Linked DNA regions of Homo sapiens: region 1 is linked to region 2. The links are chromatin contacts, found by Hi-C or POLR2A ChIA-PET in ENCODE. All regions are on one chromosome and are shown on one strand. The core of a region is the stretch at or near the end of the contact, and the rest is flanking DNA. Distances in the headings are between cores, read along the strand shown. Region 1 has its middle 120 kb from the start of MIR944. Region 2 has its middle 120 kb from the start of TP63.

What was found. A loop is a pair of places that touch in the nucleus more often than their neighbours do. ChIA-PET counts read pairs that join two places held with the same protein, here RNA polymerase II (POLR2A). Pooled maps may share reads with other maps.
Region 1: a loop to region 2 is called in a map of Caco-2, with 4 times the contacts of the local background. The contact joins two enhancer-like sites. A Hi-C loop is called at or near these places in 7 of 168 maps with a recorded cell type or tissue (A673, Caco-2, Calu3 and 4 more), 36 of 37 single-sample maps with no recorded cell type and 13 of 50 pooled maps. POLR2A ChIA-PET finds 5 or more read pairs at or near these places in 2 of 52 experiments (MCF 10A and PC-9).

What each region holds. Positions count from the first base shown.
Region 1 is chr3:189,945,041-189,951,474 of GRCh38, reverse strand. No RefSeq gene overlaps it. Among named protein-coding and RNA genes, the nearest start is that of MIR944, 120 kb to the right of the region's middle. Within about 2 kb of position 3,359, at least 3 of the 41 ENCODE cell types and tissues checked have a DNase peak (open chromatin) inside an H3K27ac peak, as active enhancers do.
Region 2 is chr3:189,504,347-189,511,750 of GRCh38, reverse strand. No RefSeq gene overlaps it. Among named protein-coding and RNA genes, the nearest start is that of TP63, 120 kb to the left of the region's middle. Within about 2 kb of position 2,455, at least 2 of the 41 ENCODE cell types and tissues checked have a DNase peak (open chromatin) inside an H3K27ac peak, as active enhancers do.

The DNA of each region.
Region 1 (6,434 bases), core at 2,110-4,609, 440 kb before region 2:
CAATGTCAAACAAGGAACAGAAGGAATCATTGAAAGAAAACCATCTCCAACAGGAGTTAATTGGAGCAATTTACCTCATTTAAAACCAAAGGGTCAAATAGGACATAAAGCAACAAGCATCCAATCACCCTTTTTGTTCTCTGTACCTGTTTTTTGGTGTGTTAAACTTTGCAAATGCCTTTGAAGGTCTTAGGCAATCAGACTACTTAGATTTAGAATAAATTATAGAGTCCCTGAGGCTCAGAAGCTGACTTCAAGGCTTCCGGTCACTGGAGTAATATTCTGGTCTATCACGATAGTCCAGTGTTTAGCAACATTTACTGAATAGATGCTAGAATTTTTATTATATTTCAAGTTCAGAATTTCAGGACTTTTTTTTCACAAGGTAATATGAACCAGAATTATATTTCTTTGAAGTTAACATTGGTTAATTAAATAAAGACTACTTGGAGATTTTCAACCCTTCAGCATCCCAGATAAAGGTGTAAACATCTTTTAGGACAGCTGGATTCTCAGTGGTCTTAATCTGCAATTTATTCTAACTTTAGCTACTTAGTATTAAGTAAAGAACAGGCATGGGCGGTATTGTTGAAGCTCCCTTGCCTAGACAGAGTAAAGATTTCTGGGAAAGTAGTCCACTTCATCGTTTAGCATTGGGTTCACTAAGTTTTTCACGACATCCCAATAGATGTGATGATTATTCTCATATAGTGGAAAAAATAAAACACCAGAATAGATAAATAATTTGACAGAAGTCAAAGTCAGTAGATGTCAGTTCCTCGAGTTAAAAAAAAGTTGCTGAACTCTCTAAGAAGATTTTGCAGTTTTGATGTTTTGAATAACTAGGAAGCAGTAGGAATTATTATGAGCTTATCTGACACTAGATCTCACCCACTCCCCCACACTCCAGTGCAAATCCAGAAGGAGGCGACATCTTCAGCAAGATGGCTGCTGCCACTGCTCTGAGTTGGTTAGACATGATTAAAGCTCTGTCTAAACATGCCCTGGTTTCCTCACAGGGAGCACTTTCAGCCTTCTCTGAACTTCCAGGCCGCAGGGCTAAGCACAGGGTACAGATTTTTCCTTGCAGACGTTTGGCTTCTGAGTGATGTTTTTTTTGTCTCTAAGGGTAATAAAAGTACATCAGATGTTGCTCCCTGTACCAGAAAGTTTGCTTTGAAGAACGCGTGAGCCGCTTCAAAGGCTAGGCATGCTGCAGAGATGGCTGTCCCCGGAGACTGTGAGCTATCGGGGTGTGCCTATTAACTAGGGACACGTTGCCCACCAAGCCACTTACCAGCTAAAGGCTGATTGTCAAAAATGTCAAATGTGACAAATTGGCGTGCCAAAACTGAAAACTGCCCTACCTTCAGAATCAGCATGAAATAAACTATCATGCCTTGAACTCTGTGGTCAAAACATGTCATTTATGTGTAGAAGGATTTACAAATTAAATAGAATGATATTTGAATGACCATCAACGTCAGCACAGAGGGCTTTTCATTATTGATCTGAGGTCAACGTTTAACTCATCAGAGCAGGCTAAACAGGGAAGATCAAGTCCATGGTAGGGACCCCAAGGAAGAATCATAGCCACAATTGTGCTTTGTATTTATAGCTTAGCAAGTGAACGACACTGCAAACAACTGACTCCAAGTTGGAAGGGACCTTAGAAAGCACCTGACCTTATGCCCTTTATTTTAGAGGTGGAGAAATGTGAGTTACTCAACTTTACTGAAATGTTAGTGGTAGAAATATGGACTCAAAACCAGCTCCTCTGACTCCTAGAGCGGCAGACCACACTGAGAAGCTATGGAATTGCAGAGAAGAGTGCAGACTGTGTTACCATGGACTTGCAGCCCTTTCTGCCTTTTACTGGCCTTTAACGCACATCTGTTCAGTGTCTTTATCTATAAAGAAAAGGCTGGTAATATCTATTTCATAAGTTATCTAGAGATTTCATTGGCCAGGCATGATGGCTCATGCCTGTAATCTGAGCACTTTAGGAGGCCAAGGCTGGAGGATCACTTGAGGCCAGGAGTTTGAGACCAGGCTCGGCAACATATGGAGATACTGTCAGGAAGGGAAGGGGAGGGGACGGGAGGAGAGGGGCAGGGAGTGGGGGAGGGGAGGGGAGGGAAGGGGAAGAGAAGGGAAGAGGGAAAGAAGGAAGGAAGGAAGGAAGGAAGGAGAAAGGAAAGAAAGAAAGGAGAAACAAAGAAGAAAGAGAAAGAAGAAAGAAAAAGAAAGAAAGAAAAAGAGTAAGAAAGAAAAGAAGAAAGATTAATTGAGATTATAAAAAGAGAGCCGAACACATAGCAGGTAATCATTAAAAGACAATGACTTGTGACTATATCAGAACACCTAAAATGAAGGAAAATGAATAGGACTGTGAATTCTCTGGCAATATTTCACCTGCTCTCATGACTTTTTTTTTTTTAGTGCATTATCCCTTGATCAACCTCAGAACCTTCAAGGTTAATTTTCATACAGTTACATTTAGAAATAGTCTGATCATATATAACACACTTATTGCTAGGGCAGGGGCACAGGAGAAGAGAAACTTGTTACAAAATTACAAAATTGAGAGTGTTTGAACTCCAAGCTGGTTGTCAATCAGCAGTCCAGAAAAGAGAGGCTTGTCTTGTCTGCAGCCACCTCATTTGGTCCTTCTGACAGCCTAGCTTTCTGTCTGCACTGTGACATTACAGCTACTTTGTTTGTGCCAAGCACCTTGAAAGACACAATTTTTACCTATTTCCTTTTACTGAGCTTTCTGTCACTTGCTTTTCAACTGTGTAAAAAACAGAATCGTTAGTCAGCAGCAGAGGGCACTATTAGCATATTTTGCTGTGAGGGGTTAAAAATAAAAAAGAAAGATGCCTCTATGCATTCATTCATTCGTTCATTTTAGCAAGTCTTGATTTAACATCTACTATGTTCTCAGCATTTAGAGAAATGCTAAACAAGCATGAGATGTTGCATTTATAGTCCAGGTGGGAACATGATATGAAATGATACATGTGGTACATGCCTGAATGCAAAGGGTATATGTTTTGGAGGTTTTTGAGGACAGCAGAGTTCAGTTCGGTAGGCTAGTGTGACCCAGGAAGTATTTGGCAGGAAGTTAGTCTAGAGTTGTTTCTTAAATGACGAGTATGATATGGAGTGGTAAAGATAAAATATATAAAAGATAAAATAGACAACATTAAAAAAATCAGTAAGTCATGCATTGCCATGAATATCAACACTAATTGTTGACAACCACTACCCTGACAAGTATTACTTACCTCTACTGCTTATAATAGTCATCGTGGCTCACACGGGTAGCTGCTTTCACAACCATGATGTCATTTTGCCCTTGCTGTAATCCTGTGACTTCAGCTCTATAGGTATTATTATCCTAATTTTACTATGAGAAAATCAAGGCTTTTAGAGGGAAAGTGACTAGCTTAAGCTCACACAGTCACTAGTACTGCTGGGATCCAAAACTGGTTTTCCTCCCTGCTACTGCAGCAGGAAACCATAAATTTGTAACATAGACTCCTCTGGAAAAGAGGGTTTGGGATGTGAAATTAAAAGGAAAAGTCACAGCTGTTAGGCTACCTACAGGTTACCGAGGGCTTGATCGAAAGCTAAACTGAGGCATTGGGGCTTGATCCTGTAAACCTCAGGGAGGATTCTGAAGTTTGGGAGAGCTCGACACAGGTGGTTATAGATTGTAGTTGTTAGATTAACAAAGTCAGCCTGAGAAGGATTGGAGGAAAAAAGGTCAATTGTCAGGGATACCAATAAAGCAAATGTTACACTAATCAAGAGTTGAGTGGGAGGGAATTTGGGAGTAGTCTGCCCCAGTGGGAAGGAGATTTTATCTTTGTCATTGTCTATAGTTGCTGGCACATAGAAATAATACAAGGCAGGCTAATTTCGAATTGGTTTTGTATTGGTTTTAGACCTCTAAAGACAACACCTCGTCATTGCCTGCACCCAGGGGTATCCAATCCTACTGATTGCCTAGCTTAGTCCACCACTGCCAAGGCACATGTGAGGAAGCCTGAGGCAGGCTGGCAGCCGTGGAACTTGCGGGTAAAGGACTAAGCAGAGACATCCTGAAGGAAAAACAAATCAGAACTTGGAGGCTGTCAGAGTCACCAAGAAGAAAAGATAAAAATTATGTCTCTGAGCTGTTGAGCCTAAGAAAATAATGATGTCAGTGATGCAAGCAGAGAAACGAGGGAAAACATCAACTAGTTTCATAGGGAATTTGACCTTATTACACAGAAGGACTCCCAAGTAGCAACTGAACACTTAGCTGGAATGTTTTCGTATAAATGTATTTCCTACTCTGTTTAGTGATTTCTTGCTTGTCATCTTTTTCTTTACCTGAAAACTTATAAATTACTTGTAATAGCTCTTCTACAGGTAAATTAACAGAGGTGACAGGTAACACTGAGTTGTTAGTGCTAACACTCCTTGCTTAAAACCCTTCCAATGATGTAGAAACAAATCCCAGCGATCTTCTGGCTTCCTCGCCGTACGCTGGTGCCCTTGCCTACCTCCTCAACCCTGCATGCTGCCACTTTCCTCCTCTTTATTCCCTACCCTGTAGCATGGCCCTCTCTTGTCTCTCAGATGTTTACATTCAATTCTCTCTGCTGAAAACACTGTCCTCCCACCACCACTCTGGTTTCACCAGGAAACTCCGACCGTGGGTGGTCACCCATCCCACTTTCCCTGGGACCGAGGGGTCTGAAAACCAAACTTGGACAGTTGGTCACTCTACATCATGTTGTGGCTTAGGTCTGGAATATTTCTTCCTCTAGGAAGCCTTCTCTGATGCCATGTACTCCTAGGCTAAGTTCGGTCTCTCTGCAGAGTAGTCCAGACCCACCCTTCCTTACCCTTCTCACACCCCTCATTATTGAGTTTATATTCATGTCTTCTGCTGTCCATGGTAGTGGACTTTGTGCCATCACCACTCTCACCATCTTCGTCTAAGCCACCATCATCTATCTCTCTGCTGAATTACTGCAGTGTCCTCCTAACTTTTCTTTTTGCTTCCACTCTTGTCCTCTTTCGGTGTATTCTCAACCAAAAAGCCAGCGGTATCCTTTTAAACATAAATTAGCTTATGTCATTCCTCTGCTCAAACATCTTTCATTGGTTTTGCATCTCATTGGCTAAGTCATTAGAACAGCCACCAAGACCTGAGGCAGCTACCTCTCTGTTCTTATATCCTATATACTCTCCCCTTGCTTAGTTGGCTGCAGTGGCACTGGCCTCCTTACTCTTCCTAGAACATGCCTGTTGCCTAGCATGCTCCAGCCTCAGGGCTTTGCATTTACTGTTGTTTATGCCTGAGCCATTCTTCCCTCAGGTGTCTACGTGGCTCATTCCCCATGTCTATCTAGTTGAGATCAAAGATCACCTTCCTGGGGAGGTCCGCCATGACCTCTCTCTACAACTGAACTCCTGCAGTCAGCATTCTCACTCCCTCTCTCTGCTTAATTTTTTCTTTTTTTTTTCTTTATTTTATTATTTTTTTTGAGACGGAGTTTCACTCTTGTTGCCTAGGCTGGAATGCGATGGTGCAATCTCGGCTCACCACAACCTCCATCTCCTGGGTTCAAGCAATTCTCCTGCCTCAGCCTCCTGAGTAGCTGGGATTACAGACACGTGCCACCACGCCTGGTTAATTTTGTATTTTTAGTACAGACGAGGTTTCTCCATGTTAGTCAGGCTGGTCTTGAACTCTCGACCTCAGTTGATCTGCACACCTCAGCCTTCTGCTTATTTTCTTCATAACCCTTAATATCATAACTTCCTACTTATGTGTAATCTAACTTGATTTATTGACTACCTCCTTCTGCCCAGAATAAAGTTTCTAAGACAAGAGTTCCATTCATTGCTATATTTCCACAGTTTAAAATATTACATGACACAGATAAGAAATGCATAACTATTAATTAAATGAGTAATTAATTAATGTACACACAATTAAATGAAAGAGTGAACAAACACATTGGAAAGGACAACTGACTGAAAGTCACAAATTTTAGCTTAATCACTCAGGATTTGGGAGGCTCTGAGAAAATTACCCTCTAACTCAAATTCTTAATTTCTCCAACTAAAAAATGAAGGCATTAGTCTCAATACTCTTTGAGAATACTATAAGTAATGGTACTGTCAAAGTCTAGGAGCCAATAATAAGTATAAACTAGAATCCAAATTTGTTGCTAAACAGGGTCCGAAAGCAATAAACAATAACAAGGGAAAGAGAAGCATTGTGCAAATTCCAACTGAGAAAAAAATATATACAAGAAACATGAGAATTCCATATGTGAGGAAACACACAAAAGGCAGGTGACTGGGGCAAGCTGACACAGTCAATTTGTTACAGGGCTAGGATTGAACCTCAGCCCAGGGATATGTTG
Region 2 (7,404 bases), core at 1,206-3,705:
GTGTTAACATTTAGCTAATTTTATATTATAATAATTTCATTTTATAAAGCAAGAGAAATAGAACTCCTGAGAATATTTGAGTCCTAGGTTTTCACCAAGCTAGAGTATGGGCAAGTCACTTAACTTCCCTGAGCCTCAGACATTTCATCTGTGAAATGAGAGCAGATGGTAGGGTAGGGAAGGGTAGGCCAAGTACATAGATTTTTTTTTTTTTTTTTTGAGACAGGGTTTCACTCTTGTTGCCCAGGCTGCAGTGCAATGGTATGGTCTCATCTCACTGCAACCCCCGCCTCCTGGGTTCAGGTGATTCTCCTGCCTCAGCCTCCTGAGTAGCTGGGATGACAGGCGTCCGCCACCACACCTGGCTAATTTTTGTATTTATAGTAGAGACAGGGTTTCACCATGTTGGTCAGGCTGGTCTTGAACTCCTGACCTCAGGTGATCTGCCCTCCTCAGTCTCCCAAAGTGCTGGGATTACAAGCGTAAGCCACCGCACCCGGCCCAGAGATCTTGCACTACATTTTCTCTAAGAGACCTTCTAGCTTTTCCATTCAGTGAGAGAAATCTGGCATTAACTCTCTAAATGTTTGTGTCTTTGTATGTGGAAATACGCAGGTCATTTGGACACAGAAGGCAAAAGATTGGGGCAAAGAGAATTGGAGGCACTGGGTAGAAGGGTAGAAGTTCTAGGGAGTTCCCTCCTTTTTGGTGAAGTTGTCTGTTTTTTGGGGAAGGGAAACAGTATTGATGGAGGCAATAAGAAGCCAAGTGTTAATGTAAATTCTCTCTTTTTGAGACTTCTGCTTCTGAATCTGTTTCCCTTTAGAAGTAGAGTCCCTGGGCAGCTATAAGTAGCATTCTTCATATGAACACAATTATAGTTCCAGAAAGCTACATTCTTATTCATGTGTGTGAGTGTGTGTGTGTGTGTGTGTGTGTAGGTTTATAAAATCAATCTTATACATTCTTAATTTAAACCAAATTTATGTAAGTTAAATTTATTCATATTACATTAACAGTAATTTTAGCTAAATGATTTATTAATTTTTTCAGTAAAAGAAAAAATCAAAGGTAAACAAATAAGAACATACATTTAGACTTTGTGTTATGGTGTTGAAATAAGCCTTTTAATAGAAAATTGTTAAAAATACATTAAAAAGTTAGGAAAAAATTATTACCAAAAATGATTTTATCTCTTAGGAAATATCACACAGAAGCCACAACAGAAAATAAAATGTGTACTTATGTTGGGACTTCAACCACAAACATACCGATAAGCTGAGAGCTCTTGGCACAAGATTGGCATAATCATAAACTAGTTGGCTTCCAAAGCTGACAAAGTCTCACACTCTGTGGCACACTTAGACCTAGCTGAACAATACAGAAGTAAGGTCAGGAGTATACAGAGCCCACTAGAGCATCTTCATCACCAGGCCATACTGAGAATAATTTCATTAAATACCCAGGAGCACTCTTTACCACGGAAATAAGTCACCTTTCCAATACAGAAAACATTTTGTCAGGAAATGCAGTAGGTCTGCTACCTTGGCACCATTTTTTCTCCTCTCCTAGCCATAGTCACACTCCTAATGGCAACTGGCAGATTCTGGTGGGTATGACATGCAATGGAAGTCAACACCTTGTATTTTGGGACTCAACTACCACAGACTACCTGATTTACAATGTAAATAGCATGACCGTTATGTAGATAATAACAGAGAACAATTAACTACGCATAGGCATTTTAATCAACCACGAGTCAACATGTGTGGTCAAAAATAAACCTATTTGCTTAATGACCTTAAGGAAATTATTTCCCTTCTCAGGACCTCAAAGGAAATGGACCAGATCAACGGTGCTTAACACTGGCTGCACATTAAAATATCTTGGGGACCTTTGAAAACTATTGATACCCAAACCCTGCCCCATGCCACCACTATTAGAATCTCTAATGGTAGGGTCTGGGCATTGGCATTTATTGGAAGCTCCCTGGTTAATTCTGATGTACACGCCAAGACTGAGAAGCACAGGTTCCTTTTGAATACAAGCAGGGAAGAGCATCAGTGAAAGTCAAAAATTGACCTTAAGGTTAAACTGTGAAGTTGAGACTATAAATGGGAAGGCTGTTTAGAAGGGAACATGCATATGTTAGAACCACTCATTAAGGTCATGCCCCACAATCTTGCTACTGTGCAGACAGTGCCTGAAAAACCCCAAATTAAATAAAGTCTCATGGAATCAATTAACTTTTTTGAGAGAAACTGAGATTGCTGCTGTCTGTGGTAATATTCAGACTGTAACGCTTTTTTAGTTTTCCATGAGTGGAGTTGCTTAAGAATTAATACACCACCCAACAAAATAGCACCCCAAAAGTGCTATTGCCTCATTCTGGCAATGAAAGCTGTATTTTCCCTGAGGCCTTTCTTCGTAGGCTGGAGTTGCCATGGGAAGCAAAGCTTTACTGGGATGCCAGAACAAACAGGCTCTGAAACCATCCCAGCATAACTTACAGAGCTGCCTATAAATCAAAGAGAACCCTAAGGTCAAAACCACTTAAACACACACACACACACAGACACACACAGACACACACACACACACTCTCACATATATGCATACTCCCTGAGAAATATTACAAAAGGGGAGATGGGTCAAGAAAATCCAACTAAAATTGCTGCATGAAACTAATAACAGGTATTTATGTGCCCCTTTCATCCACAATTCTCCAAGGACAGAGTGTGCTAAGATTACTTGTCTTTTGAAACCTTTCCAGTGTTCTGAGGGATAAAAAAGGAGTAAGTTTGCATATGAAATCTGGCAAGTGGAAGTGGCCGTAAGGGGTCATCTACTCCATTCTTTCAAGCATAGTTATGATGAAATGCAGTCATTTCTCTCCTTCTCCTTGGCAAAGTCAATTCTGCACCATTCCAAGGTGTCATCTTCTAACCAGCCCACTGTTTTTCTCTAGAAGACTGCTTTTTTTTGTTTTTTGTTTTTTCTGCCATCTCCCAAATTCACACTTTCTAAATGATGTGAAGACCATGGACAGCTAGTGAAGAAAGAAGGTAGAAGCAAATGGGTGGGAAACAAGCTTGGAATAATTCCTGGGTCAAAATAAAGATTCTTGCGTATGATTTTATTTTGTTCTCATTATGCCTGGCTTTTTCTTGGATATTAGTCAACAGGGAGCTTAACTAGAATGTAAATGCTTAGGACTAGTGTACTTATAAAAAATCTCTTCACTTTCTTCTTAGGTCTTCCGTGACTAGACTTGTGCCTCATCTCCTTACTTGTTCTAATTCAACTTCTCTAACTCAACGATACAGTGAATGTGCAAGGCAGCTACGGTGCAGTGAAAGGAAGCTTGCTCTAGTTCTCTTAATTGAATTCCAATTTTTCTATTCATTGGCAGGGTGACCTTGGGTGAGTTATTTTACCTATTTGATCTTCAGATCGTACAAGGTTTTTATGTGGATCAAATGAGTTATGAAAGCTGTATAGTGCTGTAAATATGTAGGCTGTTTTCTCCTCTCTTCCTAATATTAACAGAATAGAGTGATAACACATTCAAAATCTTCTAAAGTACTTCCTCAAAAAACTTTTAGAGTAACTGGGGGAGTCCTTTGTGGTCAAGTACTGGTCAGGTTTGTTTTGCTCACAGTCACTAAACCATAGTTTTACAATTATTCATATAGTGCAAAGGTTTTGTACCTGCATCTTTTTCTCTAACATATATTTTTCCCAGGTTTTTGCTGGGACACTTTAGTTAAAACAAGGCTTCAAAGAAAAAGTCCTAAGCTAGTGGGAGAGGTTCAAAGGCTTCTTGCAGGGTCAATTAGCACCTATAAAATTTATCTCTGTTTTTTACTAATGGCTATTAAACTAAAGTGAGGGCTAAAGATGACTGATAACCACCACTTCCTCCAATTGTTGTTATTTAAGTGGAAAATAGCTCTTAACTCTCTGCACTTAATATTCAACGTGTGACAAGTTTAAGATTCAGCAACTATTGTAGATTTGAGGTTCTTTTTAAAACTTTTTACTGAGTTTATTAAAGTAACTCATGTCACTGTGATAAGAAACCTGCCATTGATTTTTAAAAAATGTAATGGGTACATGTTACATGTATGTATTTATTGGGTACATGTGATATTTTGATACACGCATACAATGTATAATAATGACATCAGGGTAATTGACATATCCATTATCTCAAGCATTTATAATTTCTATGTGTTGAGAACATTCCAATTCGACTCTTAGTTGTTTTAAAATATAGAATAAATGATCGTGGACCGTAGTCACCTCATTGAGCTATCAAACACTAGATCTTAGTCATTCTATCTGGCCATATTTTTGCACCCATTTACAATCCCCACTTTCCCCTCCCTGCTCACTAACCTTCCCAGCCTCTGGTAACCGTCATTTTGCCCTTTATCTCTGTGAGTTCAATTGTTTAAAATTTAGCTCCCACATGAGCGAGTACAGGCAAAATTTGTCTTTCTGTGCCTGGCTTATTCCACTTAACATAATGCCCTACATTTCCATCTGTGTTGTTGCAAATGTCCGGATTTTATATTTTATGGCTGGATAATATCCCATTGTGTTTATGTACCACATTTTCTTTATTCATTCATCTGTTGATGGACACTTGATTCCAAATCTTGGCTATTGTGAATAGTGCTGCAATAAACATGGGAGTATATCTCTTCAGTGTACTGATTTCCTTTCTTTGGGGTAAATACCTAGCAGTGGAATTGCTGGATGATACAGGAGCTTTATTTTCAGTTTTTTGAGGAGCCTCCATACTGTTCTCCACAGTGGCTGTTGAATTTCTTTTATTATTCATTCTTTCAGGTAGAAGTTTTGCTGTGTACTTGGCATCAAATACAGCTTAGGTGCCTGCCTTAACATTAAGTAGGCAAGATTTCCAGATGAAATGAGTACTGACCTCCATGTGTTCTCTGAAGAGTTCCAAAATCAAGTAGGCACATTAATATCAGAGAGTATAGAATATTGTCTATGCCGTAGTGCAAGACTGAATAAAATCTCCCCTCTGCCATTTCACAGCCTCCTGATCTTGGGCAAGTTAATTAAGCCCTCTTTACCTTTATTTCCTCACTTACAAGAGGGAGTTGATGAAAGCACCTGCCTCCAGGCATTGTAGTGAGTTAAAAAAATAATTAAAAATTGTGCAGTGGCCACTAGCATTTGGTGACCATGTGAATGAACTTTTTATTTGATAAGGTGAGTGATATTTAAAGTCAATAATTAATTTTAAAAGTCTGAACAGTGACTATGTTTAAATGATCTTTTCTTATGTGAACAACTCTCAAATTATCATGTAATTATAGGTATGTATTTCTATATTATATATATAATGATTCAACATGTGGATTTTGCTTTGGGTCTTATTTGTATTGTCTGATTATAGAATTAGCACATTCAAAGTCTGTTTTTGAAAAAAACAAACATATGAAGGAATAGAAAAAAACACTTCATCTGTACACAGTTACCCAAAAGCATCTGCTGTTTTGTTACATTCTCTTTTAAGCAAATTTTAACATCAGGAATACTACTGAAATAGAAATTAAAAATGAGTATTTTTGGTTTACATATGTATATTTGCTATATATAAAATTTCCCGCAAAGACAAGACAATTACTGGTTATTTTGCTCATTTATATTTGGCTCTTTCATGATCATTTCCACTTTCCTTTGATTCTTCAATCCCTTTAGAGCAGGATTCTCAAGTCTGACTGTACATTAGAATCACCTGGGAGTTTTAGCAAACTACTGAAGCTACCACTACTGAGGTTTCACCTCAAATCTATCACCAGAAAATTTGAGGTAGAGCTGGGCATTTGTGTTTTTTAAATTTCCCCAAGTGATTCTAATTTACAGACAAAGCTGGGACCACTCCTCAGAAAGGCTTAATTCTTCCCATGGCTCACAAAATGTTAAGTCCTTGAGTCCCTGCCTAACACATCTTAGGAGAAGCTTTTGTTGTGTACTTCACAACAACCATAGCTAAGGTGTCTGCTTTGCCATTAAAATAAGTTGGCAAGATTTCCTAATGAAATAAATACTGACCTCCAGGTGTGCCCTGAAGGGTTCCCAAAATCAGGTAGGCACATTAGTATCAGGTAGTACAGAATATTGCCTATGCCACAGCGCGTGGCTGAATAAAATCTTACCTCTATCATTTCACAGCTTCTTGATGTTGGGTAAGGTTTCCATTTCCCTTTTCTACCTCTGCTTCTGCTTCTTTCCTACAGAAGACAAATACTTTTATTTACCAAGGTGTCCTGGGAATATTTCCTGGCGAGAAATCCCTGCTCCAAAGGGGAAAGTCAACTGCATTCCATACTCACTCTTCTGGAAAGGATGAGCCACATCACAAGAAGAAGGGGAAAGTGAAGGAAAAAGATGAAGAGCAAGAAAATTTCTGAGAAGTTTAGTGTAGAATGGGCATATTTAGTGTATGATAGACAACCATCTATGGCCCCTTCGAGGTAACTTACTCTAAAAACACATCATGTTCAAGATTTCTTGAGTTGGAATTTTTGTTCGGTTAGTCAGTTTGGAGTTTTGGGAAATGTGTGTTTGGGCAGAAGCAGTCCTCAGGGTAGCCAGGCTATATTCATTCCTCTTCTTCCCCAAATCAATTTACTCCAAGTGTGATATCATGAGTTACCATTTACTGAGGGCTTCCTGTTTGCTGTTCTAGGTGAACAAACTTCAAAATAGCATGTCAGTAGGGATATATGCTCTAGGGAAAGAACACTACTTGTGTTTTCATGTCTATGCCATCATTTGCCACCCTAAAGTTCCTGCTTATGCTTCCTTTGGAAGGATCTCCTATTCGTCATCTCCTCAACACTTCCAAACAAACTTCTAGTTTCAGTGGAAATACACATTCCTCTTCTGAATGCTCATCACTATTGACCTTTTACGTCTCTTCTGGTCTACTCTCTTTTTTAACTTTAATTTGAGTTCTGATGTCTATGTCTAATAATGTTTCATGAGCTCCATTAAACTATGAACTTCATGATGTGCTTTCACAGTAATGCTCAGCACAGTGCCTCACACAGAATATGCACTCAGTAAATATTTTTGGAATTAACACATTTATTCCCAATAAACTACAGTTATCTTTCTCTTGTTCCCTTTTTCTGTCTCCCTTTAGTGAAGAATATAAGTGCGTAGATGAGGTGTACCTAGAGACATTAGCATTTACCCTGACAAAAACATTTATTATCATTCTAATTCTTATTATTTAATGTTTAACAAGTTTTTACATAGTATTTCTTGCAAGTCATAAAAGCAAAACATTTCTCTTAACTCTGGCTAAGCCATGTTGAAAGAAAAGAGGATAGATTAGGGGATAATAAGAGGAAAGCT